Linked DNA regions of Mus musculus: region 2 is linked to region 1. The links are chromatin contacts, found by Hi-C or POLR2A ChIA-PET in ENCODE. All regions are on one chromosome and are shown on one strand. Each heading gives the region's core, a stretch centred on a gene start or an enhancer-like site at or near the end of the contact. The rest is flanking DNA. Distances are from core to core; before and after follow the strand shown. Region 1 holds the start of Ccdc6 (coiled-coil domain containing 6). Region 2 overlaps Ccdc6 (coiled-coil domain containing 6).

Evidence for each region. Hi-C counts contacts between places; a loop is a spot of excess contacts on that map. ChIA-PET counts read pairs that join two places held with the same protein, here RNA polymerase II (POLR2A).
Region 2: a map of heart shows a loop between it and region 1 (2.7-fold over the local background). The contact joins the enhancer-like site here to the promoter of Ccdc6 in region 1. A Hi-C loop is called at or near these places in 9 of 37 maps with a recorded cell type or tissue (adrenal gland, gastrocnemius, heart and 1 more). POLR2A ChIA-PET finds 5 or more read pairs at or near these places in 4 of 5 experiments (Patski and embryonic stem cell).

Annotation. Positions count from the first base shown.
Region 1 is chr10:70,094,008-70,101,216 of GRCm38, forward strand. Ccdc6 (coiled-coil domain containing 6) reads left to right here and starts at 3,114. Exons shown (of 9, transcript NM_001111121.1): 1 at 3,114-3,574. The coding sequence starts at 3,293. It overlaps Gm51771 (a long non-coding RNA gene), which reads right to left. Exons shown (of 3, transcript XR_003948903.1): 3 at 1-843.
Region 2 is chr10:70,128,093-70,135,301 of GRCm38, forward strand. All of the region lies in intron 1 of Ccdc6 (coiled-coil domain containing 6), which reads left to right. Among named protein-coding and RNA genes, the nearest start is that of Gm51771, 21 kb to the left of the region's middle. Within about 2 kb of position 4,024, at least 1 of the 3 ENCODE cell types and tissues checked has a DNase peak (open chromatin) inside an H3K27ac peak, as active enhancers do; it is heart, where a contact is called at or near this core.

The DNA of each region.
Region 1 (7,209 bases), core at 1,864-4,363:
TCTTGGCAATGTTTGGAGACAGTTTTTGGTTGGCATGGAGCAGGCAGGACAGAGGCAGGTGCACTACAGCTCACTCTGACAGAAACAAAACAAAAACAAAAACACCCCAAACCTCTCTAGCCTCAAGGGTTGAAGTAGACAATGTCCAGATCCCCCTTCCAGACCCAGGGGCCAGACACAGGCTAAATGGTGTGAACTATCTTTCTTGAATGCACTGCTTCATGGGATACTTTCCACCTCTGGCCAGCCTACATCTGGTTCACCTCAAGCCTGTTTAAGACTCCAGTGGTGTATGGTGATCACCGTGTGTGTATATACATACATATGTGTATTTGTGTATGTTGTGTGTGTGTATACATACATATATACATACATACACACACACATATATATAGAAAGAGAGACATACATACACAATCATTACAATTAAGCAACAAAAATATACTAGGATTTACACCACTATTTTTATGTTTGCACTGAGAACATTAGGTTTAAAGGGTACCCAGCACATAAAAATACAACATGTTTGTATTTGAGAAACAAAGATTTAGATGTCCCCTCGAGCCTCAACTGCAAGGCACCCTTTCCTTTATCCATAAACCTGGTGACTTAAGCTCAGGGTGATGGTGATTTCATTATTTCTGCAACGGGAGGCGCTCATCTTCCCTTGCCCCTTCTTCCTGCAGGGGACTCAGCCTTCCACCTACCTTCTGATTCATTTCCCCTGGAACGCTGAGGAGTTTTTTACAATGATCCGATCTGTTTTGTATCTGGTGTTTCCATTGTAATGCTATTACAGAACCAGCGTCGTGACAAATCGTCTGTTTATGAGGGGAATCAGTTCTACAAGAAGTAGAAAATTAGGTAAGCTTCTGTTCTGCAGTAACAATAAAAACCAGGATGGGGGAGAAGAATCCTCCAATTTATTCTCATCTGTATCAGCAGGGAAGCTTGAGAAGATGAGAATTTTCTCCTAATATCTTCTCAAGCCGATGATTAACTACAGATACCATGCCAAAACTGTAGTTCCCCTAAGGAAGACCAAGATGTTCTCAAGCTTAGCCTGACACGGGCCCTTTAAGAAAACCAGGCACTTCAAACTCCACCCCTCTGCCGACTGGAAGCCTGCAGGTCGGCTTCCCAAGGCAGTAAGTTTTAGGGATAAACCGGAGAGAGCTAGTCCCCACCCCTCACTCCCGAGAGAATGCTCCAAGGGCTGTAAGCCCTCCAAACCCCGCAATCTGGAGGTGGGGTGAGAAAAGAACAATAGAAACTTGTGAAGTATGGAAGCCACGCCCACCCCAGACTGCCCTGAATAAAGCGGAAAGAATGCAGTTAAACCCCAGTCCCGGGCAGTGCTCCCCTTACCCCATCCATCTCACCCCGCGAGCTGCTTTTCCAGAAGCGTCCTGTAACCGAAGGAGCCGAGTGTCTCCTGTCCCAGACCCAACATGGCAAAAGTCAAGGAGCCAAGTAAACTTCAGTGACAAAGTGGCTCCCTCAGCAGAGGATTATTTACACTGGTGCTCTGCTGCTGGAGAGCAAAGCCAAAGGCTCTCCTGCACTCCCCTGGATTTTTAACTTTTATTGTTACATTTTGCTTCACCGACTGTGTTCCTAGCTCTAAACTCAAGCCTACCTAGGAGACGTCTTGGGGGGTGGGAGGGCTCACCGAAGTTAGCATGTCTGGGTTGTTGACTAGAGGCAGCCATCTTGGTAAACCTGAGGTCAAGGTTTCACCCCTGGCAGGTTAAGAGTTATTCCGAGGTGAGACCAGTTCCTATTTAGCAGTGGGGACGAAACATGTCTAACCACTGGATCCAATTTGGTTTAAAGACAAGGTTATGAGCCAGGAAAGCCATGTAGTCATGGCTAAGCGCTTTATAAAACTATAAAACAGTTGACAGCCAGAAAACACTTTTCATCCCGCACCCCTTTATTTTGCATTTTGTTTCCATGAGTTTGTTCTTCCGTCGACTAAACTTGGATAATAAAGCCCGCCTGGTTAGTTTCACTTTCCATTTTTTCCCCCAGAAACGAAAGCTGTTTTGTATCAGGAGGTGAAGTGTTTAGACCCTTCTCACCTGCTAGGCCTGTTTCCTACAAGCAAGCTCTCCTAAGAGGGAGGGGCCTAACAGTATTTGAATTTCTGATTCTTTGAAGCTGGGCTCTCTACAGTAGTAATTACGGTTTTATTTTTTAGCTCCTGGAGTTTTGTAGGAGTTGGAGAGCAGCGGATAATAATGGTTATACAGTTCCCCTCACTTAATCGTGGTTATTTGTTTAGCATTGTGCCTGCAGTTACTTTGGAAAATTGGTACTTGAAGTTTGTTTCAACCCTTCTGAGATTAAAAAAAAAAAAAAATTAAATAAAGCTCCCGTTTCTTTAACTAGACAAATCTTGGTTTCTTAATCCTATCCCCGTGACCGGTGCAGAGTCTTTGCAGGAGGTAAAGAGAAAAAGGTGGGTGGCGCCTGGTTCAAACAACTGGACGCACCGGGGCCTTGTGGCAAGCTAGGCTAACCTGTGGCTGCCGACATGCCACAACACAGACAGACACACAGAGAGGGAGAGAAATAGATACACAGACACACAGACAGACACACAGATACTCTTCTTTTTCGACCCACTGCAGTGCAACTTTCTGTTCCCAGCCCCAAGCGCGGTCTGCACGGGGCACCCTGGGGGAGATCCACGCGCGCCGGCGCCGATCCAAGGTGCCAGGCTCCAGCTGAGCGGGGGTGGGAGGGTGGGGTGGCCCAAGGAGCCCGGCTGCCCCTCCCACGTGTCCCGGCACCTGCGGGGCTGGCGCTGCGTGGGGTCCGCCTTTCTCCGGAAGAGGCGGCGCGGCGCGGCGGTGTATGTGTGTGTGTTGGGGGGCTGGGGCCCGGGGACGCAGGGGACCCTCCGGGGCGGGAGCACGTGCGCGGGGAGGCGGCGGGGGCTCGAGCGTCTGTGTGCAGCTGCTAGGAGAGCGCTGGGGCTGGGGCTTTGCGGGGACGGCCCCGCGGAGCGCGCCAGAGTCCCGGCGCTGCAGTACTGCCCGAGTCCGGGCGGGGTCTCTGTTCCCTGGCGGAGCAGCTCGCGCGGCCGCGGGAAGCGCCCTCTCTTTCTCCGCCGCCGCCGCCGCGCGTCTGCGCCCTGCCGCCCGCCCGCGCCGCGCTCTGAGCTCCCCCGCTCCCCAGCTCCCCCGCCGCCGCCGCGCGCCCGGCCCCGCGCCCACTCGCCGCGCGCCCACTCGCCGCGCGCCCGGCCCTCGGCGCCCGGCTCCCCGCGCCCACTCGCCCAGCCATGGCGGACAGCGCGAGCGAGAGCGACACGGACGCGGCGGGCGGCGGCCCGGCAGCCATGCAGTCGTCCTGCTCGGCGACCTCGGGCGGCAGCGGCGGGGGCGGCGGCGGGAAGTCGGGGGGCATTGTCATCTCGCCGTTCCGCCTGGAGGAGCTCACCAACCGCCTGGCCTCGCTGCAGCAGGAGAACAAGGTGCTCAAGATAGAGCTGGAGACCTACAAACTCAAGTGCAAGGCGCTGCAGGAGGAGAACCGCGACCTGCGCAAAGCCAGCGTGACCATCGTGAGTGCACCCCGCGGACCAGGGGGGACCCCCGAGTGCGCGCCCCCGTGCGGGGTTGCGGGCCTGCGGGCACAGAGAGCGGGCCTTGGGGCCACGAGCGCCCTCCCTCCCTTGAGGTGTTGGAGGTGCCTAGGGAGACTCCCCAACGTCCCCTCGTCGCCTAGGGTGGAGGTCCCTCCGAGCCAGGGCTAGAGGCTGGCGGCGTGGCTGGGGGGGGGGCGGGGTGGGACTTTCTCAACCCTAGGGTGCCTGAAGGCTCCGAATAGAGGGACACCCTCTCCGGAGCCCCCGTGAGTGGACGAAGCTGGGGTCTGTCCAGGGGTTAGTTGGGGAGACGGGGTGTGCCACTGGGCTGGGTCCCCAGTTGGCAGGAGGACGGCGCTTTGCTGGATCGCCGGCGCTGGGGGAGGGAGAGAGTGGCCCGGAATCCGGGAAGTGGAGTTTTCTGGCCAGGATGGAAAGGGAAGGGCGGGCACTGAGGCTACACCAGCACCCCGTTCGGAATCACTGTCCTTTTGGGCCCGGAGGGTGGGCGGGTACAGAGTAGTGGGGAGTGTAACGTCTGGCGCTGGCTGGGACAGGGTTGGAGCTTGAAACCAGGATGGAGGGTGGCCGCTGGGACTGCCTGGCTGAGCAAGGATGTACGTGCGTCTCCTTCATTGGTTCGAGAGTCTTAGGAGTACTTGCCTGTGAGTCTAGGTACTTGACGGGAACACAGGCCATCTGTTCTGTTTCTACCTGGCCCCTCGAGGCTCCCCTGGAAGAGGGTAAGATTAGTCTGAGATCAGCCTCCTGGTGTAGCCGAGTGGAAAGGCCCCCGTAGCGGTGATGAGGCGAAACGTAACTAGAAAAAGTACGCGTTGTGCTCTCACCTCCCATCCTTGCCAACTCTACATCATTAACATGCAGAATCCCCCACAGACAACCCTATTCAGATCAAAACAGTTTCCCAGCCAGCAGCACGGAAAGAAAATGTCAAGGAATCAAGGAGGATAAATTGCCAGAGCCGCTTGCACACAGCTGATTAGATGAAACCCTTCCAGTGGAGAAAAAGAGATTTGGTGGTGGGTCAGGGATCATATCCTGGAGACGAGAACGGGACAAATTTAAGCTGCCCTTGTGCCAAGAAAAAGTGATATGTGTGTGTGTGTGTGCCCTGTGGCTTCTATATGGCTGCCTTGGTTTGTGTAGCTAGCCGGTCTCAGTCTCCACTAGAGAGGCAGTGTGATTTGCAACCTAAATAGCAGTTGGTCTTGCAGAAAAGCATCTTACTTGCTCTTAACCAGTCCCGTTCTATGCGAGTACATCTCCAGGCAGCAAGTTACTGGATTGGCCTTTTGATAGTAAAGGAAAGCCGTTTGTGGAGGTAACCATGTAAGCCTTTTCTGGGCTAAGAAAGGACTCTGCAGAGTTGCTGTTGAAGAACAGAGGGACAGGACAGTTGGAGGTTGTTGTTTATTTAAAATCTGATGCACAGGAACGCTATTTAAAATGTGCCGTAAAGGACAGCGTTGGTCGCTTGCAGAGCTGGAACCACGGAAGGGAGCAGAACTTACAGGAGGAGGGGGTACCACCTCTCTGGCCTCTTGTTTGCCCGAGCAGCAGGTCAGGCTGCTGTTTGTGTGGAGACAGGAAACACAATGAAAGGTTATCTGTTTGACCTGCTGACCCATAAGCAGGTCTGTTACTTGTACACAGACACACTGGCCTTGCAGGGACAAACTGGCCTTGCAGGGACAAGCATGTTCGTCAGTGGCAAGCAAAGCCAGACACCTCCTGAGTACTTAACAGTGGATGAGGTGGGGGAAGCTTTGGTTCTTTGGCTCTCACTCTCAGTGACCGACCACTAACTTACAGTCAGAGCCATGGTGCTAGGAAGTTGTTCTGTAGTCCTAGCCAGTAAAGTTGTTAAGTCATTCAAGCTGACCACTTGCAAGTGTGGGGCAGGCCTCAAAGTTCGTTTTCTTTCTTTCTCTCTCCCTCTCTCCCTCTCTCCCTCTCTCCGTCTCCCTCTCCCTCTCCCTCTCCCTCTCTCTCTCTCTCTCTCTCTCTCTCTCTCTCTCTCTCTCTCCCCTAATGTATTCAAGGAGATAAAAGAGCACATGGCCCACCTGAGTACCTCACTCTTGGCAGGGGTTTAAGGGGCTAATTGTCAGGGGCAGGAAAGAGATTGAGGAGGCTGTTCACCTGAGATGTAGCTGTTCACCTGAGATGTAGATTTGGGGGCAGGGTCCCCCCTCTGAATTGGCTTAAGCCAGGAGAGTCCACTCCAGCGTCCAGCCGTGCGCTGCCTGACACACCTGACTGGGAAGACTCTGACAAGGGTTAGGTAGCTCATGCAGGCCTCTGCAGGTTTCCAGAGTTTTAGTTAATTTGACACGAAGGGGAGTAACGGCAAGCCATTTCTTGCTTTCTATGCTCTTGCGCTTCTAATTGTGACAATCATTTTCCTGACGATGTACAGTAAAGGTGATGAAGGCTGTACTTAGATACGACAAGGACGGCCTGTTGACTTTCAGTTGTACCTTGATGGGGTGGGGTAGTGGAGACCCCCTTGAAGAGTAGGCTATTTTCCCCAGTCGGTTGAGGTTTACGGTAAAGACCGGCATAGTTTCTGCCACCTGCTTCCTATACCCTCTGTAGGCACAACTCCCTCCACCACCAGCCTCCGGAGCAACAGAGTGGGGCAGTTGTTAAGAATTGAGGGTCCCACGTGTACCCATAGTCTGTGGTTTACGTTAGGGCTCACTGTTGGAGTTGGATATTCTTTTTTGTTGTTGTTTTGTTTTTGTTTTTGTTTTTCAAGACAGGGTTTCTCTGTGTAGCCCTGCCTGTCCTGGAACTCACTCTGTAGACCAAGCTGGCCTTGAACTCAGAAATCCGCCTGCCTCTGCCTCCCAAGTGCTGGGATTAAAGGCGTGTGCCACCACTGCCCCCCCCCTTTTTTAATAAAGATTTATTTGTTTTACATATGTGAGTACATGGTTACTCTCTTGAGACACACCAGAAGAGGGCATTGGATCCCATTACAGAGGGTTGTGAGCCACCATGTGGTTGCTGGGAATTGAACTCAGGACCTCTGGAAGAGCAGCCAGTGCTCTTAACTACTGAGCCATCTCTCCCATAAGACCTGGACATTGCTGAGCCCTCCCTCACTGTAGTGGGGATGTCCTGTGGGTGTGGAAAGGTTTGCCCTGTCACACACTCGATAGAATGAATGGAAGGATTCCCCATCCTCTTTCTTTTGCGTGTGTATGCATGTGTGCCCGCCCATGCACACGCTCACACCAGGCATGCATACGTATCTATGGAAGCCTGGGATTGTGTTCTTTGATTTGTCTCTTCTTTATTGAGATAGGGTCTCTCTCACGTGACCCCACAGCCTGCAGATTAGGTTAGTCTAGCCAGCTGGCCAGGCCAGTTTGCTCAGGGGTTTCTCTGTTTCCACCTTCCGAGGGCTGAGATTACAAGTGGATGCTAGGCCCACCGAGGTTTTGATGGATTTTCCTTGGGTTCTGAGAACCCGGTCTTCAAGCTTACACAACAGGTACCTTATCCAATGACCCTCTACAGTATTTATTTTTTTGTGGCTTGTTTCTTTTTAGGGCTTGGTTGTGACCATTTATCTACTGAAG
Region 2 (7,209 bases), core at 2,774-5,273, 35 kb after region 1:
AGTTCATGGCATGGTGAGCTGTCTACTTATTGCAGATAGGCTTTCTTAGGTCGGATATTAAAGAGGACATTCTTACTGCTGAGAAAATATTAAAAAAAATTGTTATCACTGTTCTGGGGATCAAACTCAGCGCCACCGATGAGGTGAGCACTCTGCCCAGCCCATTCTGGTAACATTTTTTTATTTAAGATTTTTATGTATAAATTATACATACAGCGTCTGGCTCCTTTTTGCTGTACAGATTAGAAGCCAAGGTTATTTTGGGTAGCTTTAGTTTTCTCTTCCTTTAACTAACAGATAAAGTTTATGTCACATGGCGGTCATCTTTAAGTTTGGCGGGACTCGCTGCAAAGAACTTAGAGTCCTTTCAAGATGCCAGAGTGGTGGGGAGTGGGTTGGGAGATAGTGGGGATGTATTTTTTGATGGCTCTGACTTGTGGTTGCTTTGAGCCTATCCGCTTCCATCTCCCCTCTCCTCCTCCTTAACACCCCTCCCCTGCCACCCTCATTGGATCTTCCCCCTCTTGTTTTTTTTTTTTTTTTTTTTTCCTAATGCACTGAGTTCTGCTTTGTGTCCCCTGCAGGAAGGAGGCTGCCATCACAGTCTTGTCCACATGCTTGGCGATGTGGGCCGCACTGCTTCTTGGGGAATTTTAAAATCACGTTTTCCCGCATGCAGAACTGACTCCTCTGTTTAGGCAGGTGTGTGCAAGCTGAAGTTTCTTCAGTCTAACAGGGCCCTTTGCATGTTAGGGAACACATTTCTTCCTGCTGCGTGGTAGCTGTTGGTGGTAGTTGAGTACCACCGAGTCAGTCTGAAACAGGAGATTAGAAACAGGGGGGGGGGGTTGCCCTAACATGATCCCGTGTTTCAGAAAACCACACACCAGAGATAGCAGAGCTGCGAAGCACAGGGGGCAGTGGCAGACATTTATTCACACCATGTGATGTTACAGAGAGTCTCTAACCAGTGTTGGTTCCCCGAGAGACACAAGGTTGGACCTGGGACTGCTTTCCACAGAAAACTTGAAAATGTAATCCCAGTGTGTGGTAAAACTTCCGAAGTAGGAAGATGTTGTCTCGGAAGCTCCCGTGGCCATGCCTCTGTACGATCTTTCCCACTCGGAAAGTTTATTCATCCGATTCATATCTCCTGACCCAGTCCTGGGGAGCCTTGTCATAGTTCTTTTGGGCAAGCAGATCTCTACCAGACTGTCTTTTAAAAAACGCATGTAGAATCACTCGATCTATCTTATCTGCCTGTTCATCCATCTAGAATCACTAGATCTATCTTGTCTGCCTGTCCATCTATCTAGAATCACTCCCATCTATTTTGTCTGCCTGTCCATCTGTCTAGAATCACTGGATCTATCTTGTCTGCCTGTCCACTTTCCGTCTGTTTATCAACCCATCAGTCAGTCTGTATGATGTCTTTTCATGTATAGGATGTGTGTGTTTATGTCTATGCAGTTGCGCACGTGCCACAATGAACACGAGATCTGACCCCAGGGCAGGTGTGTTTCCTTGCCTCCTAGCCCCCATCTGTGTCTGCCTGTATCAGGCCAGCCGGTCTGAGAGCTTCCACAGAGTCTGTTTTTTCTGCACTTCCCATCTCGGATGAGTATGGAGATTACAGACAGATACCTGCTTCTTTGTCCGGGTTTGAGTCTTGGTGCCTCAACTAAGCACCTTACTCTCTCCAAGGCTTCAAACATGGCCTCTCTTATTGATGAATGCACACTGCAGGTTTACCGAAGACTGGTCAACAGTACACTCCATGGAAGCACCTCAGACCTGATTTCTGTGTTCCAGTGTCTTATAGCGTACCTGAGGGATGACCCCAAATATCTTCAGTAAGGAGTTGAGGTCCTGCCATGTTCGCCAGACTGCCTTTCCCCTGCTGAACATCAGTGGTCTGAACACTGTTGACAGGTTTTCGTTTGTTCTTAATTACAGTGACCTCACTCTATGATCAGGATTGCTATCATTTCCCTGGTGTCTGCATCGATTCCTTCTTGATGCCTTAGCAGAGTCCCACAAATGTAGTGGCTTAATACTGTATAGATTTACCATCTTAAAGTTCTGTCAGGAAAGTCCAGTGTGGGTGCCACTGGCCAGACAGCAGAGTGTGGCAGGCTTGATTTCCACAGCTTCTAGAGCAGTGGTTTTCAACCTCCGCAGTGCGGTGACCCTTTACTACAGTTCCTCATGCTGTACAGAGCCCCAGCCGTCTTTATAACTGTAATTTGCTACTGTTAAGAATTACAAGGTAGGGGCTGGTGAGATAGCTCAGCGGTTAAAAGCACTGACTGCTCTTCTGGAGGTCATGAGTTCAAATCCCAGCAACCACATGGTGACTCACAACCATCTGTAATGAGTAACAACAACAACAACAACAACAACAACAACAACAAAAACATTATGGGCCAGAGTAAGCGGGGACTGGAACAAGAGGGAGAAGGAAAGGGGGAAAAAGAATTATAATGCAAATATCTGATAGGCAGGATATCTGATATGCCACCCCCAAAGGGGTTCTGACCACAGATTGAGAACCACTGGTCTAGCATCTGTCTGATTTCTAGAGGCCACTGGGATTCCTTGCTGCTGGCTCCTTTCTTCCTCTCAGTTAGCCATGTAGCTCCAGGCTCTCTTTGTGACACTCTGGCCTCTTCTCTGTTTTGCTTCTCCACTCTGAGGTTTCTGGAGGCACCGGCCCCACCCGGAGAAGCTAGGTTGATCGATCAGCAACCCTAACTTTGACCATTCCCCTTGCAGCTGGTATCCGGTTGCTGATGGACAGACAGGCTGTGTAGCTGCCGGTGGATGACATTTCCATGAACACTCGATGTCCATCTATGTACTGCTTAAGCCATGGGTCACTTTTGTAAACGAAGTCTTTCAAAATGCATTAAAAAGTGTCCAAACAGGATAGCTCAGGACTTGCCTCAGTGCGTAGAGCAGAGAGTTCAGATCCCAGAGTCTTGTCAGTTTCAGGGGGACATGTGCTTGTATGTGGTGGCAGAGGGAGTGTCCCGGCTGTCTAGACTGTCTGAATTAGTGAGCTCTGGGTTCAAGTGAGATACCTAGCTTCAGCATGTCCGATAGGGTGATCAGGAAAGACACCCAGTGTCACTTACACCCACATACACAACTCCACACGTGGCCACACACACACACACACACACACACACACACACACACACACCAATACACGTCTCAATGACTGTAGCTCCCTGTGTTTGCCTGGGTTGGAGAACAGGAGGCAAGCTGACGTATTTTCATCAGACACTAATATGTCTCTTCGTCACCTTCCTAATAAAAGTGTAATGTCCTGCCTCTTCCTGGCCTTTTACTGGGTTACCGTGCTTGTGGCATGGTTAATGCGTTGGCTGCATTTGCCTGGTAAATGTGTAAGGAAATGAGTGTCTACACATACAGCAACTGCTGCCTCTCTATTTCCTTCTGACGTGCAAGCCAGGAGCTGCATCGTGTTGGATGCAGGCAGTGTCCCAGTCAGTGAGTTGGGGAACATTCCTTCTTCATGAAGAAACACTTAAGACGATGCAACCCATGTCCTTACTAATTTTGAAAGCTAGACAGACCTTCCCCAGTTTACTACAGAACCTCCAGAAATAGAGATAAATGTGTTTTTAAAAATCTTGAATGAAGCCTGGAGGCTCCTTTGGAATATTAAGGATAAGGGATGTGGAAATGTGTTTTCGTAGCTCCTTACAGGTGAGGTGCTTTAGAGGATTTGTGTGTGTGTGTGTGTGTGTGTGTGTGTGTGTGTGTGTGTATACACACGAGTGTTGTTTGAGGAGTAAGCTACTTTCCCAAGGAGTGTAAGACTTGCATCCTCCAGTCTTGGGGTTTACAACAGATCTTCACTCTCTACTGAGATGTGGACACTGGTCGTCCCGTGGCCAGATACTGGCCAGGGCGGTTTCTTAGTCTTCAGGGAATCCTTGCTTGATTCTTCCTGTTCCTCCCAGCCAGGAGTTTTCCTGGCCTGGAGCACTTCAGTTCCTATCTCTAGCTACAGTGCTGCTGCCCTCAACCCCCACCCCTCCTTGTGTTTCTGGTTTCTCTTGTTATGGACATCGGGAGTTACTGTAGGGCCCACCCTCATGACCTCATCTTAGCTTTATCTGAAGAGACTTTATTTCCAAATAAGGTCACCCTCGGGACTCACTGGTCCTTGGGAATTAGGACTTTGACCTATCTATTGGGAGGGACCCACTCCATCCCATAACTGGTATGGAATATGGAAAATAATTCTGAGCAAGCAGGATGGATAAGGTAATGCTGCCGGTGGATTGGCCCAGCAGAGCCTTCAGACAGCTGTGAACGAACAGTCTCAGGAAGTGTGATAAGGCCGAGAGACTGGCTAGAGTGCCAGGCAGCTTGGCTGGGTTCTTGGCCAAGTGGCTGTAATTCTTGGTTTTCAGTCTTTGGGGAACTATAGTTAACAGGATTCAAGACCACCCTTATCCCCATTGCACTGGGCAGCAAGCTTTCCAGGAGGCTCCTTCAGGAGAGATTGAGGTCTTTCTCCTCTCTTGTTACCCTTCCACCCCTAAATCTGGAATGCTCTACTACAGTGGAACACACACACACACACACACACACACACACACACACACAGAGCATACGATCACAAGGAGTTAATGTAGTCTTGCTCCTGTACTCAGGTGTCCAAGCAGAAGAAAACCTTCACACTGGAAATGAGTCCTTAAGAGCAAGGTTTATAGTCTTCCTACCTCTCCCTCGGGAAGGCGCGAAAGAGCATCACACCTCCACAGAACAAACACCAGCCAGCTGTCTCTTAAGCACAAGTCAGAGGGAAGTCAGTTCTCTGAATTGTCATGCTCCTAGACACTTAAAGCAAGCACAGGATGCAGCGATGGGCTGAAGGGAATAAATAACCAGGGCCAAATAGATGAGTTGGGACAGTACAGGATACAGTTTTCAGCATGGTCTTTGTAACAGCATGACAGAAGCTTTGGAAGTGACCACCGTGTCCAGCCGTAAGGAGATAGATATCGCCCCCATCACTGTCCGTTGCTCGCCCTTCTGCCATCAGTATGGCTTCTCTTGAAGGAGTTGATGTTTCCTGCACTCTGATAAGTGTATTTGCTCTTGGATCAGCTTTGCTCGGCTGAAGCTGCAACTGGTGAAGGCAGATCAGCGAAGGGAGCAGGGGCCAGCCAGCTCATAGCATTGCCTCGCTGGTGCTTAGATCTTGGGTGTGGTTAGGGAGCAAGATGATAGATAGGGTAGTTCTGGGGAACCCTCAGGTGGGGATCTTGCAACACCTTCTTATCTCTTCACACCTCAGACATAGTCGTGGTTGGGCAGCGTTTCACATTGTAGCATAGTTAGGGTGGGTGTGATTGGCTTCTTGCCAGCTGGAAAGGCCACCAGCATTTGCTGTGTAAAGGAAGGAATTTGACTGTTGTGGCGGGGGTGTGGGGTGGGGGTGGGGGTGGGGGGAGATCCTTCTGTTAGAAAGTAAAGCAGTAATCTTCTATCTGGCAGGTACACATAGCATAGGTGGGTGTGCGCATAAAGAGGAAGAAAGACTCCTTTCTCCAACGTCCACAGAACCCCTGCTTCCCAAACTGAGACCCAGGCCATTTTGTTTCCGTACCATCCTTCAGTCACTTTGTGGCCCGGATGCGCTGTTGAAAGCTGGCCTAGGGAACCGAATTTGCAATTAGATTGCCGTAGAGAATGTTGTCCTAACTGTCACATAAACTAGAACATTTTTAACTTGTCAAGCATTTCTAAGATGGAGTTTGCCTTAAGCACAGAAGAGATGCTCCTTGAAGCGCGGGCTAGCCGCTTGTCTGAATGTGTCAGGGTGACGACTCTCAGGCAAGTCTAATAATTACGTTAGTTCATGAGTTGTCATAATGATAGGAAGTTAGAGCCTTTTCATGTTTCATTAGGCTATGAAATAGACATCTCTTTTTCTCTCTGTCTGAGGCAGTATAACATCGTTATTTCACTTCTGATGTAAACAAAAAGCACCGGCTGACCATGGTGGTACTGTCTGTAATCTCAGCCCTCAGTGGGCCGAGGCAGCGAAGGATCAGGATTTTAAGTCCAGCCCAGAGCCTCAGAGTAGACCAGAGAACCCGCTTGCTTCTTAGAGACAGCTCTAGTTTCAGGAGTCCAGCAGCGTCACACTGTATAGCTGCACACGTTATATTAGCTCTTTACGCTTTTTGTTTGAGTAAAATGAAGTTTGTGTACTAACTGTGTAACTGTTTAGCATCACTGGTGGGAGAAGGGAGTCTTGGTTGAGGGATTGCCCAGATCAGAGTAGCCCGCCATCGACTTGTCTACGTGGGGATTGCCTAGCCCATAGTAGGCAGCGTAATTCCCTAGGCAGGTGGTCCTGGGCTATGTAGGAAAAACAGGTAAATGGTGAGCGATTGAGCAGCGCTCCCCCATAGTCTCTTCTTCAGTTCCTGCTTGAGCTCCTGTCCTGACTTCCCTCGCTGTTAGGCCATGACCTTTCCTCCCCTAAGATGTTTTTGATTCAGGGTGTTTTATCACAGCAACAAAGATAGAATTAGAACGAATATATTGACAGTTGTTGGTTTTTATTTTTTAAGGTTTTTTTTTTAATTAGCATATGTGCTGGCTAGTTTTATGTCAACTTGACATAAGCTAAAGTCATCTAGAGGAGATGCCTCCATAAGATTGGGCTGTAGGCAGGCCTGTAGTAGGGCAGTTTCTTTTTTTAAAGAAGATTTATTTTATGTAAATGTGTACACTATAGACTTTCACTTTCTTCAGACACACCAGAAGAGGGGCATCGGATCCCATTACAGATGGTTGTGAGCCACTATGTGGTTGCTGGGAATTGAAATCTGGACCTCTGAAAGAGCAGTCAGTCCTTTTAACAGCTGAGCCATCTCTCCAGCCTGGCATTTTCTTAATTAGTGATTTGGGCAGCCCATTGTTGCTGGGGCTATCCCTGGGCTGGTGGTCCTGGTTTCTATAAGAAAGCAGACTGAGCAAGCCATGGGGAGCAAGCCAGTAAGCAGCACCTCTCCATGGTCTCTGCGTCAGCTCCTGCCTCCAGGTTCCTGCCCTGTTTGGGTGCCTGTCCTGACTTACTGTGATGTGGAAGTGTAAGCCAAATCTGCCCTCTCCTCCCCAAGTTGCTTTTAGGTCATGGTGTTTCATTGCAGCAAG